Regions from separate parts of the Homo sapiens genome. Here region 1 is linked to region 2. A link is an interaction called in ENCODE POLR2A ChIA-PET data of the cell type or tissue named here. Cell type or tissue: GM12878. All regions are shown on one strand. Links, peaks and the distances in the headings refer to the core of each region. The heading gives the core; the rest is flanking DNA.

Region 1 (6,943 bases), core at 2,944-6,943, 420 kb before region 2:
CAAGGATATTCCTTTCATTCGGTTCCATGGACTCATTCAATAAATACTTATTGAGTGCCTGTTCGAGGCACTGGGGATAGAGCAGTAAGTGGAAAAGTTGAGAATGCTGCCCTACAGGAGTTACATTCAAGCACTCAAGTGGTGCTGCCATTCTTACATGCTTGTATATGCATTTTATGGCCATGTCTACCCTATTTCAGCACATCAATCATTACTGATTATACACTGTACCTTGCTTTTTTCATTTTCTCACACATCTAGGAGATTAATAAAGGCCATGTTTAAACCTAGCCCGGAGGTTTTTTTTTTGGGGTCACTGGGGTCACAGACATCAGCGGCAGCCAGAAGGAAGGCAAAGTCCACAAATAACTCTTGATCAGACAGAGGTGGGAACAAAGGGCTGGCATTACAAAGCCATCTCTTTTTGGGACAGCTTTGGTAATCAGGTCCAGATTCCAGCAGGAGATTTAATGCTGAATTAGTTAGGATTCTTTTTGAAACCCAGCTTAAACTGGCTTAAGCAAGAAAGAGAATACATGGGCTCTCCAAGCCAATGCGGACACAAGGGCAGCCCTAGGGTAGACAGAGGAGCCAAAGGAACCGGCTTGAGGACACAAGGTTCCCCCCAACTCTCCATCTGTCTCGCGTCTCTGCTTGTCTCTGCTTCAGTGGGCAGGGTGCTGCTCTGTCCCCCAACAAGCTGATCTTTTCATTTTGTGGGGAATTGGCCCTTCACATCAGGCAACCACTCCTATTGGCCAGGACAGGGTCACGTGCTCACCTTTTTGTCCAGTGGGATGGAGTCTGTTACTAGGAGAAAGAAGATGGGAAAGTCCTCTCAATAGACAGCGACAATGATTAAAGCCCTGTTTAATGTGTTTCTGGGCTGTATTCCTATTAGTCTAATGTATCTTGCACAAAATAGCATGCTTAAAACTTAAATTACATTAAAATTTCCAGAAGCACTTTTGACAGCTTCATACAACTTGTTTGCATTTTGCTGCGCTAACATGTTATTCTTTTGTTGGTTCATTGGCTCATGGATTCATCGAACACTAATAAAGCACCTATGATATGCCAAGCACTGTGCTAGGCTGCGCTGAAGATACCTGGCTCCTAGTCAGGAAAGAAACTCAGTCCTTGCCACAAAGTCATGGGGAAAATCAATGGGCAAATGGCTCCTTAGATCATAGCCACACATGGGATAATGTACAGCAGAACTGTGCACAAAACACAGTGGGAAGAGAGGCAGCAGCAGCTCACTCTGCCTGGAGAAGACTTCATTCAGAATGGGGAGGTGCACACAACAGAATCTTAGCAAGGTGGGCGAAGGGGCCTGAGATATTTATTAGGACTCTTTGGAGGATGACAAATAGCAAGCAAATTTAATTAGTTAACTCGCCGGTCGTGGTGGCTCATGCCTGTAATCCCAACACTTTGGGAGGCTGAGGACGGCGGATCACGAGGTCAAGAGATTGAGACCATCCTGGCCAACATGGTGAAACCCCATCTCTACTAAAAATACAAAAAATTAGCTGTGCATGGTGGCGCACACCTGTAGTCCCAGCTACTCAGGAGGTGGAGGCAGGAGAATCGCTTGAACCTAGGAGGTGGAGGTTGCAGTGAGCCAAGATCGCGCCACTGCACTCCAGCCTGGAGACAGAGCGAGGCTCAGTCAAAAAAAAAAAAAAAAAAAAAAAAGTTAGTTAACTTTAACTAATGGGATTACAGCTGGATTTGGGAAATTCCAGAATCAGGCCCTTGAGGAGCAACAGTACCCAGGCAGAAGCCTTCTCTTCATCTTTTGTCTCTACTTCTCTCTGCCTCTGTTTCTCTTTCCCTAATTGCCTCCCCAGATGGGCTTTCTTTCCTCTTCAGTCCTCAAGCAGGAGCATGATGTGCTGGAAAGGGGCTAAGGGGCTGGAGGGGACACCGAATGGGAGAACAGAACGGAGAGCTGGACAAAGCCTGGATGGAAAAGGGCAGAATTGCAAGTCGAGGACTCCTGCACTGGCCCTGGGCCCTCATGGAGGCCGGGCCACGTGAGCCTTCCCAGGAGGCAGAATGGAGTTGACTGGCCACACCGTGCAATTTGTCACAGCAAAGGGAGGACCACAGATTTCCAAAGGAAAAGGAAAGGAAAAGATGCCTAACCTCAAAGAGTGACGAACATTCCAGCTGCAGAGGCCTCCTGACAGAAGAAATGTCCCAGAGAGCCAAGTGAGGGGGCGTGGCCTTTCACCAGGAGAAGGAATAGTAGCAGGAGGTATGCCTCCCTTTGCACAGCACCTGCTCGTCACAAGCCAGTGAGTTTTGTTCAGAGTGCAATGCAACCAAAAAAGAAGAAAGTCCTTTCAGTTTGAGTTTCACACTCACACAGCCTTGTTTTCCCAGAAGCCCAGGCCCCGGGGACTCTGGAGTCAAAGTTACTGGTAAGAGTTACCTCAGCGGTCCCCCAGGGCTGCCCACACAGACAAGGACCACACAGACAAAGAGAATCTCCAAGAAGCCACAGATTGTGGGCACAGCAGTGCTGAGTGACAAAGACATGAACTCAGCAAGCAGTGCCCTGGAGAAGGATGTGATGGGCAGTACACCTCTGGGGCCCTTCTGCATGTCACCCACACCTCAATTGGTTTATCAGTGGCCTGGATTCTGAAATCACTAACATCACTAACATCACACACACAAACACTCTCTCACACACACACAGACATACACACACACACACACACACACACACACACTTCAGCTCTTACCCCTCCATAATCTACTGAGCAGTCTCCATATTGTTCACAGAGTTCGGAACACTCCCAGCAGCCATTGCTGCAATCTATTGCTCCCTTATTTCTCCGAGTGCTGGAGCAGGGAAAGTGTTTATCCACCCTCCAGATGATTCCGGTCTCAAAGGCAGAGGGATCAACTGGGTGTTCAGACTATTTTATTTACATCCCGAGTGGCTTTGTTTTGGCTGTGCAAAAAATGTTTCCCGTCTCTGTCTGACTGGAGCAAGGGACTGGGTAGCATGGGGAGAAGGAGGTGTCAGAAGGGATTAAAGAGTGCCTGTTTGATCCACAAAGCTCTAGAACTATCCTACTTTCCTCTGGGGTGTGTCTCTAGGTAGGTGATCTCATTTCATCTCTTATAAATATTCTGTCTGCTCTCCGCATTCCACCTCACCCCACTGGTGTGGGGCAACCAAGTTTCTAATAATACAAAAGGAGGTAATATATCTGGAAGTCGAAGTCCACGGGGCTGGTGGGCTTTAAAATGAGATGCATTTGGTGCATGCGTTTGGTCATTTCCTTTCTTCAAGCCTGGACTTTTGAAGACAAATGGTGACAGCTGGAGCCCAGCACGCCAGAAGCCCATGTGAAGGGGCACATCCAGATGAAGTCAACACTTACAGAAAGTCATTTCTGAGTGCCTGGAAGAGGGATATGCATCTGGCTAAAACCATAGTTTGCATTTATTGGACTCACATTCTGTGCCAAACATTGTACCAAGCATTTCACATGGATTATGTCATTTAATCCTTACACTTCCATCCTGATAAATAGAAATAAATACCTTCATTTAATAGAAGAGCAAGCTAATGTTCAGAGAGATTAATAATTCATTCAAAATCACACACTTTGTAAGTGACAGAGCCAGACTTCAAATCCAAGCAGGTTGAATTCAGAACCAATTGTCCTACCACTTAGCTGTGTGTTTGGGGGAAATTATTTAACTTGTCTAAGCTTCAATTTCCTTATCTGAAAACATGGTTATAAATAATAGTACCTACCATTTTGGTTGTTGAAAACATTCAATGGGATAGTAAGTCTGAAGCAGCTCCCAGCACACAAGGAGCAGTGGGTGGTAGCATTTAGTATGCAGTACTTTGAAAGAGACAAGCAACCAGGACACACATGGGAATGATGTTTTTCCCATTTTTTTGAGACAGAATCTCGCTCAGCCGCCCAGGCTGGAGTGCAGTGGTGCGATCTCGGCTCACTGCAACCTCCAGCTCCCAGGTTCAAACAATTCCCCTGCCTCAGCCTCCCGAGTAGCTGGGATTATAGGTGCCCAACACCATGCCTGGCTAATTTTTGTACTTTTAGTAGAGATGGGGTTTTACCATGCTGGTCAAGCTGTCTCGAACTCCTGACCTTGTGATCCACCCACCTCAGCCTCCCAAAGTGCTGGGATTACAGGCATGAGCCACCGCAGCTGACTGGGAGTGGAGTTTTTCAAACCCTGTGCTGGTGTCCCAGGCTCTGTGGTTCTCAGTGCTCAGATCTCTCCAAGGGAGGGTGGCTCAGGACAGACCCTGATTCACAAAGGTGCCACCTGTGAGAAGGAGGTTCCTATTAGGCACAGTGTGGAGCTGTTAGTCCAACTGGGTGAACAGTGCTCCTGTCCTTTGCTCCCCCAAGCTAAGCTAATTGGGGCCCAGAGTTAGGAGCCCCACTGCCTGGCACTCAGGGGAGGACCTTCTTCAGTGGCCATGGGTGGTGGATGGTCTTTCTAGCTGGAATGCTATTGAGAACAAATGGGGCTTTCCGAGCTGTTTCATGGTGGCAGCTTGATGTATATTAACTGGCAGACTGTTCATCGTGTAGGGGAGGTCCGGAAGGAGGCTGTGGTTGTAAGTGGGTGAAGGGAACCTCAGAGGGAAGTTGGCATGCAGGAAGGCATGATGTAGGTGGAGGCGAGGGCAGAGCTGTGGGTGAGTTGTGCTCAGGAGATGAGGAGGTGAGACAGCTTGTCTCAGAGCTTGCTTGGCCCTGACTCCTCACCAAGAGAAACGTACTGGATAACATTTGCATAACTAGTCTCATAAAAGTGGTGTCATGTGAGCCAGGAATCAGAGTGTGGGGCTGCAAGAGGCCTTGCAGCTCTTCTGGTGCAAACTGCAGGCCAGGAAACTGAGGCCCAGAGAGGGGAAAGCGTTTGTATAGGTTGCACAGTAACCTGTTTTCCTCTTGGTCTGTGTGAAAGTCATTCTCTGTATAAATTCAAGTATTCAGACATTAATTTGCTTTTTTTGTTTTTTTGTTTGTTTGTTTGTTTTAAAAGTATAACGATCAACACAAAAGACGTTTTGAAAGAAGAAAAAAAATCATCCAATACCCAAATTAGGATCATTTTGTGCTTTCATTTTTAGGCTTTTTAAATGTATATTTTTATGCAGCTGCAATCACAGAGGAGAGGAAATTCTGCTATTTCATTTAATAGTTTGATATTTTTTCATGCTATGGTTTTCAGAGTTGTCACAAAACACTATATCCCATTGTTGCAATGTTTAAAGAAACAGAACTGAACCCGTGTAATATGACTGAACCTGAATTTAGTTAAGACTTGGCTGGCAACAGCTTCATGTCTGTCTCGTGTCCCTCCCGTCCTGGAAGGCCAGGCATGTTTTACAAAAAGCTAATTTGTAGCTTTTTGTAAGAAAAATGGATAAGAAACGGGACAGGGCAGGAAACTGTTTGGGTTTGCCTGGAACCACAGACATCACTAACGTTCATGTTCTGCGGAACAATGGTTCTCAGCTCTGGTGCACATGGGAATCACCTGGGGAGCTTTTGAAAAGCTATTGATGTCTAGACCCTGTGCCCAGGGATTCTGATTTAATCATGTGGGCTAAGAACAGACATAGGTTTTATTTTCAAAGCTTTGCAGGATCCTATTATGCATCCAGGATGGAGAACGACTTGTCTCACAGGCCAACTCCTTAGAAAGAGCCTCACCACAGTCACACTTAGGATAAAGGCACATTGATTAGACTCTTCTCCTATAACAAAGTAGAGACTTTTGTCATCTGTATAGTGTGACAGCTGCAGTTGCATAAAACACACTTAAAATTATTTGGCAGAATATGAGAATGATGGGAGGGTTGTTTAATGAGAAGGGAATGGAGGTGATTAGAGCGAGACCTGGAGAGTGCTTTAAAAGAGGGGATAATGACATGGAAGATTTATTTCTGGTCCACAAGAGGCACTTGTGGTGGCTTTCTGATGCTGAGACTCAGCAATAATTAAAAGACTTGGGCTGGCACTATCTGGTAAACTAAGTGTTTGTAGCATCCATCTAAGGCAGCCTGTGGCGGATATCTCTGGGCCACCCTGATGGACTAGAATCCTCCAGCCCAGGACCTATGGGAGCTGTCCAGGGAGTTGGGAAGTATGCTCCTCGCCAGGAGGCACCAGGTCCACAAACACTGAACTGCTATTGATGAGCAAAGAGTGATGGTCACTTCCAACCTCCTCCATCCCTCTTTGGTTCAGCTTTTTTAACATTGGCTCAAAGGTTTTTCTTTCCTCTCTTATGGAAAGCTTTTCCAGCACTGATTTGGCACATTCAGCCTCACTAGTCAATTCTAGGCACTCTGAGGTTTCCTTGATTATCTCTGTTGGGTCTTGTGGCTGCCTATCTGCCTTGAGAGACTAGAGAAAGGAAAGAAAATCAATTAAATTTAGTACACATTGTCTGAGCATCTACTCCGTGCCACAAACCGTGATTGGCACCAGAGCTACATAGATGAGCAAGACAAAAATCCTCGCCCTTCCCAACTGTTGTGAGTCAGCCCAGTGAGTCTCTGCCAGGCATCAAGAGCTGTGAAGGCTACAGGGAAGACAGCAATTCATTCCACCCAAGGGCTCGGGGATCCCTTCACTGTGGAGGGAGTATTTGACCTGTCCTTAGAAGGAAGCTGTTCCAGAAATCTATCCTTGTGTCACAAACCACTCCCAAACATGGTGGCTTAAAACAGTGATTCATTATACCCTCTCATAGTTCTGTGGGATAACTGGTGATTCTCATTCCAGGTTTCCCACCGAGTTGCAGTCAGGTTACAGCTGGGGCTGGAGTCATCCAAACGCTCAGCTGGGCTGGGCATCCAAAATGGCTTTGCCACTGCCATGTCTGGCACTTCCTCTGGGATGGCTGGAGCAGTGTT
Region 2 (10,064 bases), core at 3,168-7,167:
CGAGGGGGTGCCAGGGAGAGATGTTGGGGGTGGGGGGATTGGAAGCGGTTGGTAGCGCCGGGCGCCGCACCTCGTTTTTATGAATGTGGGTGACTTTATGAATGAAGCGGGTTTCTTTCGTTGGCTCGCTGCTCCCTGCGGCTTTTTTTTTTTTCTTCCCTTTTTGTGAATGAAGCATTGAGCTTTCTTCCTAAAACGCTGGGGTGAGGGGCCTGCGTCGGAGGCTGGGCGTGCGTTGGAAATGGGGGCGGGGGCGCAGCTGAAGGAGTTTTCATGAATGGGGAAGGCTGAGAATTGGGTGGAAGTGTGTCTTGTTTTGTGAATGGGGCCCAGCGCTAGAGATCCAGTTACAGCCTCTACCTGATGTGGCGGCCGCGGCTCGCTCTCCCATTCATAAAACCGGGCCCGCTGCGCGCCACAGGGGAGGGGCCTGGATCGCGCCGCTGCGCTGTGCTAAAGTTTTCCTGGGGGCGCCCGGGGCGCGGGTGGTGGGGGGGCAAAGGAAGTGGTTTAAACTCCTGGATGAACTCGAGCCTTTCCTTCAGGCTTTTAAAAAAATTATACTTGGAATACAATTTTTCTAACCCTGGAATGCCTCTTTTCCGTTCGTTTATGGCAGTTTATTTCTTTTAATTTTTTAGAATTTTTTTTGCTCTTCCGGGTGAAGTATTTCATCATGAGACTGAAAAATATCTCCCCCTCCCGTCTTCTACTGGTTGTCCCCTTCCTCCTAACACATTCACAAAATGTCTTAGGCCATGATTTAATCTGACAGATTTTCCTAAGCGACAGAGCACTCTCTCTTTCATGCCCCTCAACTCACTGCTGAGGTTTCTCAGATTTTGTATACGGTTTGGTGGCATTTGAGAGAGGCGTTATTCTGAACATTTCTTGTGGTGTTTGGACGGGGCACGCAGGCAGGCTGGCGCGAGTGTTTTTCTAGGAAGTTATGAACTGTGTGCTATTTTGCTCCTCTCTTTCCTTTGACTTTGAAAATATCTGATTCCTTGGGCCAAAGTGCTGCGGAGGATGCTGGCTGTGAAGGGTGTCCTTGTATCCTGCCCACTTATGAAAAATTTGATATGCTACACACAGTGTGAAAAACAAATTGGATGGAATTGCTCACCGGGGGAAAAGTTTCCTGTTTAAAATTGTGTATATGTCAAACAAAAGAAGTTGACCTTTAAGCATTTTGAATTGCTTAGAGCTGGAGTGAGTGAAATTAATGTTTTTCCACCTTTTGTTGACTTAACGGTGTTTTTATTTGAAGAATAAAAGTGTTTAGGAAGATGGTACCTCCCTGAAATTGTTACTTTATTCCACTCACGTTAGGAGAAGTTTTCTCCCTTCTAACCCCACCCTTTTTCCCCAGACTCACACACTTACCCGTCCTGAAATGAGTTTCATTTGGGGGTGGGGGGGTATGTCTAGAAAAAAATGATTCCGCTATATGAAACAGCCTAAGTTTTAAAAGACCTTTGGTAGAGATGCATTGTACCACATGCAATGGAATTAGTTTTTTTAATCCATTACTTTTCATAGACATTTTACTCTTTTAGAAGTTGGAGATGTCACAAATATCTCTGTAAGTAACCAGGGAGATATTTGTGACATTACAGATGCTATATCTGTTTAGTCCTCTTTTAAATAAAGAGTTGTGTGTGAAGATAAGTATACCTCTGATCAATTTATTCCAGGAACTATATATAGTGTTTTAACAGTGACCTACAAAATGCTTTTGGAAACACCATGTATGTCAGATCTTTAATTGCCAATAATTTGGAATACTTAAACCCAGTTTCTCTGCTTCCTGACACTGTACTGTCAAAAATTAAATTATCTCTTTTTTAAAAACCCTACTACAAATGCCCTGGAGTATATGAGAGAATCTTGAAATCACCCTTTTATTTTATTTTATTTATTTATTTTTGTTTTGGTAGAGAACAGACAGTAGCAAATCTGTAATTTTAATGATTTAAATAAGAAAGAAAAAATGATGACTGGGTAAATGGATTTGGCACGGAGTACATCCTGTACCTCTGATACCATTAATCAAGCCCGGCATTGGTGTGTAAAGCTTGCACCTTGAGTAGGTTTTAAGTACTTCACAGAAGGGTAATAATTTTGCACAGGCCCTAAAAAAAAGGCAGTCTAAAATTGTTTCATTTCTTTTTTTCCCCCCTCTTAGTTAAAATCTCCCAAATTCATATTACAGGAGGATCCCTTTTCCCCCAGAAATTACTCAATGCTGAAACCTCTCAAAGTGGTATTAGAGACGCTGAAAGCACCATGGACGGGTTTTATGATCAGCAAGTCCCTTTTATGGTCCCAGGGGTAAGTTTATGTGGCTTTTGGTTTGTTTTGTCCTCCCTCTCCAATATGAGTCTTCCCCCTGTGGACCTCTTTACTACACTTGAGCCTTCACTTTCTGTTGGCCTCTTTCAGAAATCTCGATCTGAGGAATGCAGAGGGCGGCCTGTGATTGACAGAAAGAGGAAGTTTTTGGACACAGATCTGGCTCACGATTCTGAAGGTAGTAAAGCTTTCCCTGATTATGTTGTGGCTTCCCTGCTCCCAGTGACAGTAGCGTGTAGATTCTTCCCTGTCTTCTCCCTAGCGAAAGAAATATCCTCATTCTGGGGTCTTCTTTTTCAATTTCAGAGCTATTTCAGGATCTCAGTCAACTTCAAGAGGCTTGGTTAGCTGAAGGCAAGTTTCATGGATGTCCTATTTTCCATATAAAACATTTTACTGTGCTTTTTAATAAAACTTAAAGGTCTAAAATAAAAATCTATTTTCCAGCACAAGTTCCTGATGATGAACAGTTTGTCCCAGATTTTCAGTCTGATAACCGTAAGTACCTTTCTGGTGATGGCACATTTGTTCTGAAATTGTTTGGTCTTAGATCATCCATGTCTAGAATATGCTTTTTTCAGCTATGGCCAGATTTAGACAGTAGTATGCATTTAGTTTCTTCTAATAATTCAGAATTAACCCTGAAAACTTTTATTTCATAATAAAATTATTTCTAAAGTATTTCTACTGTATTGCAGGTAAGATTTACTGAACATAATTTTATCCTAAATTTCTTTTTACCTTAAGAATATTGTAAAGCTGACTGGGCACAGTGGCTCACACCTATAATCCCAGGGCTTTGGGAGGCTGAGGCAGGTGGATCACTTGAGGTCAGGCATTCAAGACCAGCCTGGCCAATATGGTGAAACCCCGTCTCTACTAAAAATACAAAAATTAGCCAGGTGTGGTGGTGGGCGCCTGTAATCCAAGCTACTCAGGAGGCTGAGGCAGGAGAATCACTTAAATCCAGAAGGCGGAGGTTGCAGTGAGCTGAGATCGCATCACTGCACTCCAGCCTGGGCAACAGAGCAAGACTCCATCTCAAAAAAAAAAAAAAAAAGAATATTGCAAAGCTTTAAGCTCAAAATTATAAATTAACTGACAAAATATATTTGGTGTTAGGCCAAGCATCTATTAATCACACATTGTTTTATGGCTTTTTTGGGGTTTGTTTTATAAATTAAGTCCTTGATGTGAATCATGAACCTGATATTTCTCTTTTTCTTAAAGGTGCAGAAAATAGTTAATGGAAAACTCCAGTTAACTTTGGCTTCATCCAACATGTTGTCAATTTTGTCTCTACCCCTAAGCTGACAAGGGGTGGTCACAGAGTGGCCTGATTTACTCTTACTTTTCGTGTAGTTGCTGTGGCTTTTCTCTTCAGAGAAGAGAAACTTTTTCTTAAAATGGCCACTAAGTGCTCATTACTAGAGAGAAAATGCAGTGGGAAGCTCAAAAGATGGCTTTCAACACTGGCAGGGGCATGGTTACTTTGCACTGATCTTTTGGGGCTGTCCTCAACAGGTTTGGGAGCTTTTATGGTCTAGGCAGAGTTATGAAGGACAAAGCCGGCTGATGAAATTTGAGCAGCACAGGGCTGCTCTAGAGAGCATTAGTCACTGGCGAATGAGCAGGTTTAAGAGAGGCCTGGAGAAAATGCTGCCTCTCTTGAGAGTTGCATCATAGAGAAATTCATGTCTCTTAGTCATAGTTTATAATAGCAAGCACCTGAGCCATGCAAGGACTCAATTTCTCATTTTGGACCAACAGATTCTTCCCAGCTTTGTTTTATCTCTGGGTAGGTGGGTGTATGTGTGTAAAAATGCCACTGGAGAGAGAGTATCTTAGGTCTCTCTCTAAGTAAAAAGTTGGGTATTCCAAATCTTTTAAATGTAAGAGCAGAGGTAACAGCTAAACATTCCTTAATGATAGGCCTCATGTCCAAGGCACAATGCCATGAAACTGTAAAAGGGAATAAACTGGAACACACACATGCATGGTTACCTTAGCTTTGTCACAGCTTGCTGTGGATGTGTTCTATGGGAGAGTAAATGCATGTTAATTATTGCCCTTTGATTGCTTTCGAGTGATTGGGAAGCTTGCCACTGAAAGACTAAATAAAGATAATCCAAGTGTGTGTGTGTGTGTGTGTGTGTGTGTGTGTGTGTGTGTGTGTGTGTGTTTGCAAGATGAAAGACAGGGTTTGTAATCCAACTTTGTTCTGTGTTGACAATTTGGCCCAGCCTTTCCAGTTCTTGCTCAGAGCAGCATAAACTGCAGTCTGTTTGGGAGGTGGCTTTCTTGGCAGAGGTTCTTTGAAATGCTTTTATGACACTTTTGTTTGTTTCTCTGTAACCCAAAAGAGTTAAAAGGGAGATGAGATGGCTGCATTCAAATTGATTGCATGTGCTGAAGCAAGGGTATGTTCTTTGTCAGCAAGCAGGATTTATATTTGGAGAGATATTTATCTGTGGGAATAGGCTAAAGTGAAGAAATCAATAAATGTGTTTTGGCTCTTTAGAAATAATTTCTGCTCAGCAAATAGAATGTGCTAAGTTCTTTAATTAAAATTCCATACCTCAAGTGGAGGTAATTTGGGAGATGTTTCTGCTTACCAAGTATGATGTTTTTTTTACTTTGCTTACTTTTTGTTTTAACTGCCTAAGGTTGAGCCTTTCTGTCTTTTAAGGATAAAAGAGATGGTTGACTAGCCTAGAAAAGGTCTTCTAATGATTCTTTCCCTCTGACTTTATTTCTTGAGGTAGAGCTTCAAGAAGGGATAGATTCAAATAGAATAACTTGCTTAAGAAGCAAGGCAAGAACACAAATGTGGGTGGTGCATCTTTGAGCCATTCATTCTTGCAAAAGCAAGTTTGTTTGCCTGCAGTTCAGACCAACAGCCAGAAGCATGAGGAGGAGCTGGCAGAGCCCACAGCCGGCTGCATGCACTTACTTTTCCATGAGCGCTTTCCACAGCCTCGAGTTCAGGACCAGCTTCACTCCAGTCATTTTCTGGAAGAGCTCGTGATTTTTTTCAGGGGAGGGAAGAAAACTCATTCAAATTTAATGAAACCTTATGAGTTGGTTTGACTCACTTAACCAATGAATATAAGCCAAACTTAGATTTGCCAGGGGAAAGCAAACCTTTTTTTTTTTTTTTTTTTTTGGAGAGAGAGTTTTGCTCGTCACCCAGGCCAGAGTGCAATGGCGCAATCTCGGCCCACTTACTGGGATGTCCACGTCCCAGGTTCGAGCAATTCTCCTGCCTAAGCCTCCCGAGTAGCTGGGATTACAGGCACCTGCCACCATGCCTGGCTAATTTTTGTATTTTTAGTAGAGACGGGGCTTCACCATGTTTGCCAGGCTGGTCTTGAACTCCTGACCTCAGGTGATCCGCCCACCTTAGCCTCCCAGAGTGCTGGAATTACAGGCGTGAGCCACTGTGCCCGGCCTGTAACAAATATTCTTACCAGTGGCCACTGGTAATACACTTTCCTATTAATAATGATTTGATAATTTTCCATTGTATATGTGTAAATTTATTGTATACATGAAAGAAAGAGAAATACTAAGAAATGTAGGTAATATTTTTATTTTGGAATGTCAGTTTTAAAGATTATGGCTTTTTTTTTTCTCTAAACACTAAAAGTTCAACTTCTAAAGAGATTATATTTTGTAAGTTTCTTAGAATTGGGTTTCCTGCCCATAGGGATACATCCTTAAGTCTGATTTGAGTGAATGAAACCATTGCTTTTATATCTTATAGAAATGCCCAGCTTACTTCTAGCTGTACAGATTTCACCTCTACCTCACACATATAGATATCAGTAAAGCATGGAGACTCTGAAAGGTCAAATTCAAGGGAATAGAAATCTATAGATCATAGGGATTCTACCAGTGGACCTCATTGTCCCTTGGTCCTAAGAAGTAACTCTGAAGATCTCAGATTGCTTGAGTTGGATGTCCTTTGTAGAGACAAGCTTGCCCAGCCCCCTCCTTTCACAGCTATTCCCAAATAGCTGAAGAGACTGACCAGTAGTGGGGGCAGATGGGAAGGTTTAGGTGAAGTAAGAGGAAGATGTATAAAATAATATTCTTAAAGAAGCTCTCACAAAGCTGCAGAGCCAGGGAGTAGTGGCATATTCAAGTGTATTCAGGGTCTCCATTATTTCAGATACCTGGAGATGGTGTTCAGGAAAGCATCTGGGAGGCCTCTGGCTGTCCAATTCAGCACTCACTTCTCTTCCTTCTATGATCCTGAGAAAGTTACTCAATACCTTCATGCTTTGAGTTTTTCCATCTAGGATTTGGAAGACAGAGAGTAATTATAAAAGAAAAAAATTATAAAAAACTGACATATTTAGGCTCACACCTGTAACCTCAGTGCTTTAGGAGGCCAAGTCGGGAGGATCTCTTGAGCCTAGGAGTTCGAGGTTACAGTTGAAGCGAGTAGTGATCACACCACTGTACCCCAGCCTAGGTACCAGAGCAAGACCCTATCTCTAAAAAACGAAAACAAAAGAAAACTGCCATGTTTCCTAGAAGACACCTTTCGTGTGTATACAGATAAAACTGTGTACATATTTCCTATATATGAAAAAGTGTTTGTGCATGTGTATATATCTATGTAACTGTGTATGTAGCTAAATGTGTACCTTAACACATAGAGCGGCTAAACCAGGGAATCTGGGTCAGTGCATAGATGTATGTACATATTTACTACACATTTTCATAGAACTAACTATGCCATGGATAAGATTGGAACTCAAGAGTGTTTCAAAGTCGGGGTAAGGTGATGTGTTCCATTCATTTTTCTGAACTGACTGGGTACTTAAAGAGTGTGTTACTAGATTTTAGCATATATAAATAGCAGTTTTTTAAATATACATTTTGGGTCTGATTTTTAATCTCACTTATTAATTTCAGTTATGATATTATAAATATATACCTGTTAGCATCTTGAATAACTAAGATATTTTATGCTGAGTAGAGAGCATGATAAAAATCTTATTTCAAAGTCATGGCCTCCATACCAAATACAGCCTAGAGAATTGTTTTAAGATCCAAATGACCCCATTTTCCCCTTGAAGTGTTCTTTTTAGATCTGTGTTTCAAAGAGAATGGAACAACTGGAGGAAGTACAAGTAATTTCCTAAGGACCAGCTAATTAACTGATAAAATCGACTTTTCATAAATACATTGCAATAGACGGCTGGGGAAATAGGATTAACTGTTATGACAGCCCTTGAGCCTAAAACACATTGATCTTAATCCTGTTTCACGATGAGATTATTCAGCTGGATTTCTTTATTAATGTGTGAGTTTAGTACAGTAGAGGCAGTGCCTTTCCTTTGGAGAGGGTACATCATTTTGGTCTTTGGTCCTAGGTGTGGTGTAGCAAAACACCACGTTTTCTTGCTTGGGCCACCTCTATTCAAAAGGATCATCCTAAAGTCTTTTTGTTTGGCAAGGTAAGAAAGAAAACAGTGGGCACTTTAAAAATAAGAGGTTTGAGGGAAAACAAGGCCATTGGTTTATACTTTTCAGGAATCAGTAGTTCTGAAGGTAGAAAAGAATGCTGATGAAAGCGTGAGGAAAACATGGAGGAGAGATTCTTTGACTCCAGGTTTTACAGTGTTACTTTCAAAGTGTTTGTTAGTTAGCCCAGTACCTTACTGCTGGGAGGGTGCTAAATGATTTGAAATCCTTCCTGTTTTGATAGCCTCAAAGATTCTTAGACTCAGTATTCTGAAGGACCCAAGACCTACAGTACGCATTTACTTAAAGGAGCCATCTGTTTTACAAAATCTGCTTTCGTCTACCTTTAATTCAGTTAGGCTTATTTAAAACTGAATTTTTCTCTTACCCTTCTGTGTCTCTGCGCTGTTAGTCATCTAACAAAACCCAGTAGGCTTACCAGTCCTTTGTATTTGGTGAGAAAGATTTGGGACGGGGAGTTACATCTGTGTCAAGATCACTTGTGTAGGTGCCAGAAGTAACAAAATCCTGGCATCCATGAAGAAATTACCATTTATCCCCTCCTCTTTCAGCATTCTTCAGTTTTACAGGAGTAAGGCATGGGTAGCATAATGAAGCCGAAAATGTGTACTGTCTCCCATTTCTACCATCTAGTAGTATCATTGTTTTAATTTCAGCCCTAGAAAAAAATGTTTCTTGGTGGTGGGGTGGGGTGTGTGATTCTCTGCCGAGAAACTGTTCCCTCCACACATTTCTTGGGTTTTAGTGGTGGTAAAGTACATCCAGCCTCAGAGGCTGACAGCCCCCTCTCGGGCATACGGCTGCCCTTGAGGCAGCTTGGGCCCCATCTGTGCCCTGGCACACAGTGCTTCTCCACTTGGAATCCAAGGAGCTCAGAGGCTTGTCATGTTGCAGCTCCCAGCTCTTGGACAAGTGCCAGGCATGCTGATGCCATTACCGGATTAGGTTGCTTTTTTAAAAATTCATTTTGTGAACTCATCAAGCTCATTTAACAGAGGCTTTGGTCGTCAGTTTCTATCATTGTCCTATCCCTCTAGGCTTGGCTTAAAGGAGTGGCAAGATACCAGGCCCCTAGTATGTGCCGGCACTAGTTAGAGTGTGTATGTATAAATTATAACCATAATGTAAGTACACCTTTGGGCCTGGCAGGCAAATGACAGTGGGTTAGCAACTCAGATGTTAAAGGGAAAAGAATTCCCCGTAAGAGGACTCTGCATAGAAAATAAAGGGGGCTCCCTTGTTTAAAAAGAAAGAAGCATCTAGGGGAAAATTGAAGCAGAGAGTGCAAGATTCCAGGGAGCAGGATAAGATCTAGTTATTAAAAGGCCAGGAGTTTGAGGCTGATCTGAACAGCCGAGGCATGGAATGGGGATTCTGTGGTCAGAAGGACTTCAGAGAAATGCTTCCAGTGGCACTGAGTTCGCTGGAGGGGACATGAGGGCAGGCAGTGAGAAGAAGCATACATAAGACATTTGAAAATAGCCAAATATGTGATGAAAAAAAGGAAACAACCATGAGCTAAAATTTATCTCCTGGATTTGCTTTTCATAAAGAAGTATGCTTTTCCTTGAAATAAAGTCTGGTTGTCAGACGGGCTCCATCCGCTTTCCCTCAGGGTGATTATTGAAGGTTTGGAAAAAATATCTAAGAAGCAAAGCCAGTTTTTTTTGCCTTGTACTTTGCAAAGTCTCGGCGTAGATTTCACCCTCCAACCTTAGATCTCCACATTCTTCCCTTTTGATGTCTCATGAGCATTCAGGAGGGTATTCTGAACTCTTCAGGCTGGATCCAAAGCCAAAAAAGGAACTGTGAAATTGTCTTAATAGGTAGCTTGTCCCCTCCTCTGCAGCCAGAAAATCTGGTAGTGTCTCCAGAGCCCTCCTCCCCTGGGGAGGAAGCCAGGTGGCTCCCGATGTAGCTACCAGCAGTGAATGGGAAGGAAGGTCTGGAGAGGCAGGCTTCCAGAGAGAGTTGTGCCCTAATGCAAACCAGCTCACCCTGGGGCAGGAGAAATACCACTGAAGTCTGTTTCTCTCCGCTGGTAGCTACAGCCAGATTCTGAACCGAGGGGCACATGATAGTTTTTCTTTTGCCTTTCCCGTTTTGCCAGAGGGCACTTTCTGACCTTACTTCTAGCGGACTTTTGCACAGCCTTGCAGATTTCCACAAGGGTCTTGGCCATTTGAATCCTAGGAAGGGTGCACAGCAGG

Evidence for each region. Peaks named below come from ENCODE experiments on the same cell type or tissue, not always from the same donor. Only the 100,000 strongest peaks of a DNase experiment are listed, where the experiment ranks them.
Region 1: POLR2A ChIA-PET joins it to region 2 with 9 read pairs; 2 of 35 experiments call an interaction of 5 or more read pairs at or near these places.

Annotation. Positions count from the first base shown.
Region 1 is chr3:186,517,032-186,523,974 of GRCh38, reverse strand. No RefSeq gene overlaps it. Among named protein-coding and RNA genes, the nearest start is that of CRYGS, 24 kb to the left of the region's middle. RefSeq lists enhancers at 2,320-2,519, 4,505-4,564. In GM12878, for the core only: no CTCF peak of the experiment used is centred there; a DNase peak (open chromatin) is centred at 4,684; H3K27ac peaks cover 774 bases.
Region 2 is chr3:186,098,094-186,108,157 of GRCh38, reverse strand. It overlaps ETV5 (ETS variant transcription factor 5), which reads left to right. Exons shown (of 13, transcript NM_004454.3): 2 at 2,216-2,334; 3 at 2,446-2,533; 4 at 2,662-2,709; 5 at 2,803-2,853. The coding sequence starts at 2,290. Among named protein-coding and RNA genes, the nearest start is that of ETV5, 6.0 kb to the left of the region's middle. RefSeq lists enhancers at 287-346, 10,059-10,064. In GM12878, for the core only: no CTCF peak of the experiment used is centred there; no DNase peak of the experiment used is centred there; H3K27me3 peaks cover 194 bases.